Regions from separate parts of the Homo sapiens genome. Here region 2 is linked to region 1. Evidence: chromatin contacts called from ENCODE Hi-C data. All regions are on one chromosome and are shown on one strand. The core of a region is the stretch at or near the end of the contact, and the rest is flanking DNA. Distances in the headings are between cores, read along the strand shown.

What was found. Hi-C counts contacts between places; a loop is a spot of excess contacts on that map.
Region 2: a map of ascending aorta shows a loop between it and region 1 (2.6-fold over the local background). The contact joins two enhancer-like sites. A Hi-C loop is called at or near these places in 2 of 168 maps with a recorded cell type or tissue (ascending aorta and endothelial cell of umbilical vein).

The regions. Positions count from the first base shown.
Region 1 is chr2:144,446,000-144,451,190 of GRCh38, forward strand. All of the region lies in intron 2 of ZEB2 (zinc finger E-box binding homeobox 2), which reads right to left. Among named protein-coding and RNA genes, the nearest start is that of ZEB2-AS1, 71 kb to the right of the region's middle. Within about 2 kb of position 3,037, at least 14 of the 41 ENCODE cell types and tissues checked have a DNase peak (open chromatin) inside an H3K27ac peak, as active enhancers do; they include ascending aorta, where a contact is called at or near this core.
Region 2 is chr2:144,996,245-145,001,435 of GRCh38, forward strand. The region is part of intron 3 of TEX41 (testis expressed 41); the gene reads left to right. Among named protein-coding and RNA genes, the nearest start is that of LINC01966, 120 kb to the left of the region's middle. Within about 2 kb of position 2,963, at least 4 of the 41 ENCODE cell types and tissues checked have a DNase peak (open chromatin) inside an H3K27ac peak, as active enhancers do; they include ascending aorta, where a contact is called at or near this core.

The DNA.
Region 1 (5,191 bases), core at 1,787-4,286:
TAAGACATGTGGGGATACTCTACCTGCAGTGCCGTCTCCCTTCTTCTCTCTCCCCCTTCCTTCCTTCCTTCCCTGAACTTAAGTGCTCAAATTCTAACCTTCATAAGGCAGTTAAACTTGGGAATCCCTAGTTCAGAGTTAGCCCACCTATCTTAAAACATACCTAAATGCACTTGCACTGTGTGGGCAATAACATTTTCAAACATTCATATGATGCTTTCAGGAGACTCCATGCACCATCGTCTACTTCCCCAAATAGGCCATATGTTAGTAGTCAAAGGATATTGAATCATCCTTTCCCCTCTTTCCGTCCTTCCACATCCTTCCTTCCTCCCTTCTTTTCTCCCTCCCTTCCTTGCTTCCTCCCTCTATCCTTCCTTCCTTCTTTCCTTCCTTCCCTCCTTCTTCCCTCTCCACATCCCCTCTGCTCCCCTTTCTCAGCCTAGTAAGTGAGCAATTAAGTCACGTAGTCAATATGGAAAAGATACACCTTTCATCTTCAGGACTCCATTTTCACAAAACATGTTACATGTATATATTATCTTCAGCAAGGTCCAGGCTCTTTAGACCAATTATCTATCCAGTGCCTGGTGCTCTTTACTATGGGTATTCGTAGATCCCAGGCTATTTTTAATAGTCATTAATCAATCTACTCTCATTTTTTTTTCTTCTTTCAAAAACTTCCACATATGAGTTTGATGACTCATGGGCACCGTACCAAAGACTAACAATTGGCTGGACGCGGTGGCTCACACCTGTAATCCCAGCACTTTGGGAGGCTGAGGCAGGCGGATTACCTGAGGTCAGGAGTTCGAGACCAGCCTGGCCAACATGGTGAAACCCCATCTCTACCAAAAATTACAAAAATTAGCCGGGCATGGTGGCCTGCACCTGTAGTCCCAACTACTGGGGAGGCTGAGGTGGGAGAATTGCTTGAACCCAAGAGATGGAGGTTGCAGTGAGCTGAGATCGCGCCACGGCACTCCAGCCTGGGTGACAGAGTGAGACACTGTTTCAAAAAAAAAAAAAAAAAAGAATTAAGTTTAATAACTGTAAATTTCAGTCAACTGATTTTAAAGTTTTTAAAAAGTTGGAGCACTTTAGTACATACCAGTGATCATATTTCTTTAAATGACATATTCTAAGTTCTTCAGATCCCAGTTCTGTTTTACACGCAAGATTTCTCTGGCTGCTAAGTACTTGGTCGGTAATAGCCTTTACTGTATAAATAAGAGGGTTCTGACTGCACTGGCTTCCTCTGCTTTATGCAGTGGTAGCAATGGAAAAATGACTGGGGTAATCAATAAGTAGTTCATAAAAAAGTAGAGAAAATTTGCATAACTGGTTCTTCTTAGCTTACCCATAAAATGTATTATGATATTTCTCATATGTCTAACATGCCTATATATGTTCTTCCTTCCATCACTAGATTTTGTTGAGGGCCTACAAATATGCTCTTTATTATTTATTATTATCCCTTACCACATCCCCCAGTTACTCCCATCTTGTCCATTCATCACAACTACAGGAGAATTTTTGACTAGAAAACAACACATTTTCTCACAACTCTAAATTCTCCCAACTTATCTTCAATTAAAGATAAATTAATGAGCCATAAAAACTGTACCATGGTACTGGACTACCTAAACATGCTGAGGCCATTTCCCCTTTGAAGCATGATGGTCCCTAACTCGTAGCTGAGTAAGGGACTGCAGCTTCGCATGCCCTTCTGACGGGCCCATCTAGCCGCTTTCAGGGCCCAACTTCAAATAGGAAGTGCAAAGAGAGGAAACAACCTTGCCTAGAAGCTGGGGCAGCTCAGCCATGTGAATGCTCCTGCCTGATAGACATTTTATATTTCTGTAGGTTCTGGGATCAGGATGCTTCAATTTGAATCCAGCTGACTAACTTCCTAACTTGTGACTTTTGTTAAGTTATCTAACCTGCCTCCATGTCCTCCTTTATTAAGTGGAGGACAAGAATATCTATCCACTGGGTCAGTGGATGGTTGTGAAGGTTACATGTAAAGCACCTAGAGACCAGCTCCCAGAAAGTGCTTAGTAATAAATGCTAGGTATTATTATAATTATTAGCCAAGTCTAGGGACAGTTTTTTGGTGACAGTGAGTTCCGTATCATTCTTTCACATGCTAATTTTGTGACAATCCTATTGTGACTTACAGTGGTAAGATTTTATTTTTACTCCGTTTCTAAGTTGGATAAAGGGCAATGCAGGGCATTGAAAGGTCATGACATTTAAGCATGAAATATATAATTTAGGAGTTTGGGGGCACCTGCTGTGGAAAGGGGGCATCCCAGACACTAAACTAGGTTCCATGCTGCCACCCTATGAGGTAGGCAGCCGGACTCCATTTTACAGAAGAAAATGCTAAACGTTCAAGATGATAAAGGACTTACTGAAAGTTCACGCAGCTAAGTGGTGAAATTGAGTTTTCCACTTTTCATCTGTCTCACCTCAAAATGCAACATCTCTCTGAACGCTGCATCACACTTTTCAAACTGTGCATGCAAGGTACATGCTAAAAAGGGCCTTTATGGTTTTTGACATTTACGTTGCACACATTCAGAAGAGATAAAAATAGACTCCATGCTGCTGATATAATTACTAGAGGCTATAAAAGCCATGCAAAATCTGGAGAGGGGGCGTGGGAATAGTCAAGGAAAGAACATAAACAAGGGAGCAGTGACATAAACTAGGACTTCATGCCATCCTTAATTCCTTCACAGAGCTCCACACAGTCCTACAGCGTTCCACCATGTAAAATCAGGCCTTCATTTTGAACTTGGAAATCTCCCCACTCGCAGGCAGTGGCAATGCCAGCAAGCCACAGGTGGGCACCACATGAGCAGGTGAGAAATGCCACTAGTAAGGGGAGGTTGAGGATCTGGTGCCTCTAAAAGAGCACATCAATCCTAATTATCCTGCGTGGGTGTACCACTTATGTCGTACTTAGGTACTTATTTTTTTTGTCAGGCAGTTTAAGAGAGTTTTAGGCAAATGAACGTCCGTGCCTTGGAAATCCCTGAGAAGACGTGAAGCAGCCTCAGAAAGAGAAACTGGCTGAGCTTTCAGCCTGCGCACGCTGGGGCAAGGAAGCTGCACTACACTGAGCTGGCATAACTGCCCTTGGCCTGGCCGGCAGCATCTCGTCCTGCAAACTGAGAGAAACCTGAGAATGAACTTCTACACTGCACCTCAGAAGGGAGCAGGCGGGAGAGGAAGCCGGGTTGGGAAGTCAGAGTAGAATCTGAACACAGAAGACAGGGGGAGCTATTCAGGAAAATGTGCTTTGTTATTTCCTTCTGGCACCTTGCTCATTACCATTCTAATTTTTAAAATGCAAACTGAAACCCATACTAACTTTAACATCCTAAATGACAAACTAAAAGCAACACAGCTCCCCCTTCCACTCCAGTAACACCCCTCATCCCTAAAAAACAACAATGCTAACAAAACCCATGAACACCTATAACAAGTACAGCTTTAAAATCCAAATCCTTGCTTTTCTTGGCTTTTAGGTTGAAAGGTAGTGGAAAGTGGCTGAGTAAGACCCCGTCAGATTCAGTGCAAGGTGAAGACTGGTCTTGAAACTTTGTATCTTCCCTTCTTGATTAGAATGAAGGTAGATGCCTTGACTCAGAATTGGTGGCTGTTTTAAAAGCTGGCCTTGCTTTGGACCATTGTTGGGACTGTCTTCTTCAGCAAACAGTGATCATGAAACCAAATTCAGCTTTCTTCAGGAAAAGGACAAAAACTGGGGTGAGATGATTTGCTAGCGGTTACCAACTGAGTCGGGGCAGTGTAAATATTAAAACCTGCAGCCCTTAAGATGTCCAGCTTAGTACAGTATAGGACTCACACAACTCGGATTCAGAAAAGTTGCCAAAACTTTTAATGCTTTAAGAAAGAGGATGAGTGACTTTTGGGTGTTTCAGACATACAGCCTTTCTGATTAGCTATTTTAGATGGCGTGTAATAGACTTGAGTAGTAAGCTATGTTGTATTTATTGTATTAATTCCAGTGGTAGGTATACCTGGAATTAATACATTGTATTACCACTGGAATTGTATTACCACTGGAATTAATACAATAAATACAACATAGCTTAGTACTTAATAAATTGTATTAATTCCAGGTATACCACTGGATCTACTATGGAAAAGTGTTTGAGTGATGCCCACCTAATATAGAAGAACTTGTCATAGCTCTGATGCAGCGACAATTGACCACTTGCTTTTACATAAACACTAGGAAGAAAGGCATGGCATCAAGTGTTTTGAGAGCTGAATTACATCAATATTTCCTTTTCAGAAAATCTAAAATTATTTCAATGCACAAAAGGTACATACTGAATGTAATTATAACTCTTCAAAAAAATCAATCTCTTTCTCTTTTTAAACTTACATAAAAATAAATTATCTGACTATTTTACCTTTGGATTATTCTCTCTAATCAACACTCTGATTTAGAATAATGCAAGAAAGTAACGCCTTAGTGTCTTAGTACCATTTATTAATTCCAGGTATACCACTGGAATTAGTACAACAAACAAATACGAATTCTACTTTCCAATCTTTAAAATAAGAATCATGCAAAGAAGTGTGTGGCTTACAACTGCATGTTACTTATAGCAGCTCTGAGTATGGTGCTTTTTTTGTTTTGTTTTGTTTTTGAGCTGGAGTCTCACTCAGTCACCCAGGCTGGAGTGCAGTGGCATGACCTTGGTTCACTGCAACCTCCGCCTCCCGGGTTCAAGCAATTCTCCTGCCTCAGCTTCCCGAGTAGCTGGGATTACAGGCGCCCACCACCACGCCTGGTTAATTTTTGTATTCTTAGTAGAGATGGGGTTTCACCATGTGTTGGCCAGGCTGGTCTCAAACTCCTGACCTCAGGTGATCCGCCTGCCTTGGCCTCCCAAAGCGCTGGGATTACAGGCATGAGCCACTGTGACCAGCCTGGTTTATTTTTTTTAAAGTTAGCTCCTTCTCTAGGCAGTGCCCCTGGGTCTCCGGAGTGGACAAGTGATTTTAGAAACTGAGAGTGGGGGAGTCATAAAAAAGGAAGAGATTGGGAAAATACGGAGGGATAGAATATGTAAAAGAAAACACATTTAAATTTATTACTACACATGAGATCATATTTCTGGCACTTTGTAGAGGTCCTATAGAA
Region 2 (5,191 bases), core at 1,713-4,212, 550 kb after region 1:
CGTGAAGTATTTTTTAATCCGTTTCTTCCTTGTTAAAAGCCTATGATTCTCACAGATTGTTCTGTCATGATGTGGTTTTGATCCTTTATGAGAAGGAAAAACACATGGTGGAATTCTGAAATATAAAGTTAAAAATTGAGTCCAGGTAGCCTCCTCAATAGCAGCCCTACTTGAAATCTTGCGTAATAACACGATCCCTTCTGGAAGTACTGTGACGAGCAAAATGGGGAAGATTTTTAAGGAAGCCTGTGAAAATATGTGGAAAACTCTTTTCTTTATGAATTAAATTTTCAGTACTTGCTTTTGACTTATAAAGAATTAGGTTTCTCATATTCTGAATAAAGTCCACAAACTCCAGAATACCAAACCAATGAGTAATCATGGGAACTCTATAAAAAAACAAAGATAATGTTGCCCTGGAGAAGAAACTGCCTTTTTTAAAAAAATTTATTTAATGTGAAATATCATTGCTTCAGGGCATAAAAGCAAAATGACCAATCTCTGAATATTTCCAGTTCCCTCATTTATCTCATTATTTATCAGTCTTTCTTCCCATCTGAGCACAGCAATTAAAATAAATTTAATTCCATCATAGCTAAATGGAATAGGTACAACAGTGAGAAACATCCTAAGAGCAATAGCAAGGGATAGAGATAGGTAGTGGGTGGTGACAAGATCATAGCCATCTGCCCGCTGCATGGAAAATGAATTGGAGAAGGGTTGGGGTGGGGGGGTGAAACTAGAACAGATAATGTACTATCACGGGCCTCTACATGTGGCACAGTGGTGGCTTGGATTAGGGTGGTAGAATTGGTGATAGAATTGAAATTGAAAAATACTTCATGAGTAAAGGTGTAAGGCATTATGTTGGGTTGGATATAGGGCCGGAAGTCATGAGCATTGCTTTATATTCTTCAGTAGATGGGAGATAATACTGGAAGCAGGTCAGGTTGGAGTGAAGAAGATATAGGGATAATAATAACAAGCTGGTTTGGGACATTTGGAGCATACTAAATCTTTTTCTCCTTTCTGTTCCATATTCCATCCACATTGTCATGTCCCCATAAAAGGTAAATAAAGAACCACCGAGGGTGTGACCCATATCACTCTATTTAATCTCAGACTGGCAGAAATATTAAAATTATATTTCCTTTATGTGTGTATGTGTCTATAACACACAGATAGACACACCTAGCTATGTACATCCCTATTCTGTCTGTGTAGCATCATGATGAAAACAAAACAAAACAAAATTCCGTATTTCTCAACATCCCATCACTGTTATGTTAAAGCATTGAAAAATTTCATCGTGGTGCTTTTCTCAATTAATATTTATAGAGTTGATTTTATGACTCTCTCAACAAAGTGACCAAAATATTAGTTATATTTACAATAGTTATAAATAAGTGCTTAGATCCAAAATCACACAGGAAAAGTCTTTGTCTTATTTTGTGTCATATTCTCCTTCCTCCTTGTCATTAAATAAAAATCTCAATAACTGTCATTTAACTAATGGTTTATATAGGGAGCCTTCTTCTTAGAATTGCCAATAGTCAAATAGATCTTGATAGCACTTAATTTTGAGTATTTGGGTGCAAGAAGTTCCACAAATGGCTTTTCTACTCATATTTTTAAGGGTTTCCTTCTCTCTTCCAGAGACTGTTTCTTCTGCGTGAACTGTAAAAGGACCTCTTATGCTTTATCTTCAAGCCCAGCAATGAATGTAAGGTTCAGAAAATTTGACAGATATCCCCCTCCACGACTTATCTTTTAAATGAAAAATAAATTTAAGAGCAATACCAAATGATTTTGACCAAGTTTGGAAAAAAATGTACTTGTTTAGATCTGTCTTTGCTGGCAAAATGATGGAAATTTGTGGTAAATATTTGAATACCATTAAGAAAACCTAATTTGAAGATTCAGGCTCTCATTGTCTACTATATGATGTGCCTGCTCCTTGGCAGAGCATTTAAAGTGTTCCATAGCATACCACCAGGCTACTCTTCTATCTTTATCCTTGTCCATGAGACAAATGAAACTGCTTGTCATTCTCTACTTTTCCTAATTATGTTCTCTAGACCTGAAATCTTTTGCTGTCTTACCAGATCACTTTCTTTCTCACCTTTCGTTCAAAACTCTCGTATTCAACACTCTCCAAATTTTGATGACTTTTCTTTCAAGGCCTGTCTCAAATGCTATTTCCACCATAACAGTGTTTTGCTATTTTTCTTAAGGCATTTTTCATAATTTGCTACTTTAACTTTGTAAAACTCATGCTTATTCCTGTATTTGTTACTCTGCTTATTGTAGTGACTTGCACATGTCATGCAATCAGTAAATATTTTTTGAATTAAGTTGAATCACCCCTGCTGACAACTCCTATTTACGTAAGACATTGGGAAATTATTCAAATCACAGAATCATCTTGTTTGCATCGACAAAGGTAGTCTACCGGGCTCTCTCCATTATATTGCCTCATTAGGCCTCATTCACCAAACATGAGTTGAACACCTACTAATTGCAGCATGCTGTGTTGCTCTGTCCTGTAAACAGGACCACGTATAATTACATAATCATACATCAGGAAAAATATATAATTATGTGCATCTCACATATTCAAAATAACTTTCTAAAATAAAATAATTAGACTAACTTGATATCAATTAAATCTTGTCCAAATAAAGACTGAATATTCAGCTTTGTTCAATCTCTTGTGAATGCTGATAAAGAGAGTCAATCTTTCCACTTGAGAAAAACAATTATCACATATCTAACCCAGGCACTCATTTATTCAATAATTTTCTCTACCAAAATTCATACGTAAAGAAAAATGTGTTTCATCTCAGCACCTTGGTTGGTTTTCAAAGACGCTTATTAGGATTTGGTTTCACAGTCTCTGATTTTAGATAGGTCTCTTAGGATTGGTTATAAGAGCTGAAGCCTCGGAGGCAGCAAACAATTGTGGAAAATCTGTGAAGTAATGTTGTCCTTGCAACATTTTCCGGCCTACTTTTCAGGACCCATGGGATTCAGATAAGCACTAAGTGTGTGTCCAAAAAAAACCACTGAGGTTTTTAAGCCACTGTCCATCCTTAGTATAACTTTTTCATGAAAAATTAACTTAATAGAATACACTCTTTTTCCATGATTAAAAAACTTAAGAGATCAGGGACTACCTGGGCATGTGTGATCTGACAATTCACTGTTTTAATTTAAAATGTCCAGGCAGTATTGCATTCATAAAATGACCGCACTGATATGTAAGCCAAAAAGCATAAGAAGTGCATTATGGGTAAGAAGTTTATTTTTGTTATTCTTTTGAAATCTTCAGCTGGTATTAAAAACAGATCTTTTGAGCTAGAACAACAGTCGTACAGGTAGACTTCCTACTTTTGGAAAAGATCTGGTCTTTAGCTTATGGGAACCGAGCCGAAGCAGATGTGAAAAGTTCAACTAAAGGAAGAACAGATTAAATGCACTTTTGTGGTTGAAAAACCAAAACAGATGTTATTATTAAACCACAGAAACCTGGGTGCATTTAAGTAACACTAGGTGTCTGAATTTTACATTTGTATTTAAAATAATTAAGGCATTTTAAAGCCACAGAGGCTATTGTGTGCTATCAAACTCTTAATGTTCAAATCAAAAAGTTTGCATATTAAAAAACTCTCAGAAATATTGAGTGTCTGCCATTGTGTTTGTCATCATCTGAAAATGAGAAAGAAAGCATCTGACAATTAAAAACAAAACCTTTTGGTGATGTTTACATTATTTTTCAAAAGCATTTTGAAACCATTCATTTGTGTACTTTTGTTTTTTACATCTTTAGATAGCAAGCAACCCTGAAATGTCTAGATTACTGTTTTTACAATGTAAATCTTAGAGAGATTAAGTCACAGAACAGAATTAAGATGTTGCCAATATATGAATTCACAGGCCGTTGTTCCACTAACTGGAATACTTCCCTACTCATGACAGCCTCTACCATGGGATACAAAATGGTGTGGGAAAGCAAATACAAATCAAAATTGTCCCACACATTCATGCCTACACTTTGATATTTAATTTTGAATTTCTCCATAAATTTTGTTCTAATATGCCCTCTCTCTACTTCAATCCAAAGAGGTTAAAAGTCCAAATCAAAAGCTGTTGTCCTGTGAAAAATCCTGTACTAGAGAAAAGCCAACAGAGAGAGAGGGGGGGTGGAAAAAGGAAAGGTAATAGTGATTCATTTCATAGTTAGATGCCCTCAATCATTAATCTAGATATGTTCTACACACTGGGCCAAAAGGGATGCATTTAGATAAAATGGACCTTAAGGATGTAATCTTTTACCTCTATTTGGAAAAATAAGTGTTGCATAATGTGGGATGATTTATGAAAGAGCTGGGAGGATGCCAAGCTTCTATATTATGTAGTCTTTGAGTATTGGAAGTGGAAGAATTTTTATTAATTATCCATTCCCATTGGAAGAATTCTCTTTTCCACTCTGGATCTCAAATTAGGAAGGAAATGAGGGTGACTTATAAATTGTTTTGGATTTTTTTTTTTTTCAAATCACACATGCTTTTTATCTCTACATGCTCTTTTAGAAAGTTCTCTGAGATGATCCTGACTCCCACCCCTGGTTCTCGCATTCTGCCACCCCCTCCTTGAGAATCCCAGCTTTTTAACATTCAAGGTGGGACTGACTACTTCTTCAGCTGATCACTCTAAGCTATTAATGATATGGCCAGACTGCTACAACCCCCATAATTTATACAAGACTTTGTATCATCATTTTGGTTACATGTTGAACTCATAATATTTTAGATAAAATTTTGTTAATTAAATGTGCTCTCATAATTTCATGTTTCTTTTACATTTTAAAAATGTGACTACTAGAAAATTTAAAATGACTTATTTGGCTTACATTTGTGGCTTGTATTATATTTCTGTTGGACACCTCTGCTGTATCTGGTAAAGAAAAGGATAGTGAGAGAAATATGTGACTTCTAGGGGAAAATGATATAATGCATCACTTTACTCTGAGCCACACTCCACCATTGGTGGCAACAGTTTTTAATATGTGTGGAAAGCATTTAAAAACAAGTTAGGTAGTTAGCAATTCTTGGAAGAAATAATGGACAAGATCCCAGAGCAAGCATCTTTCAGTTGATCGGGCTAATCGTGATGGAGAGGAGAGATGGCA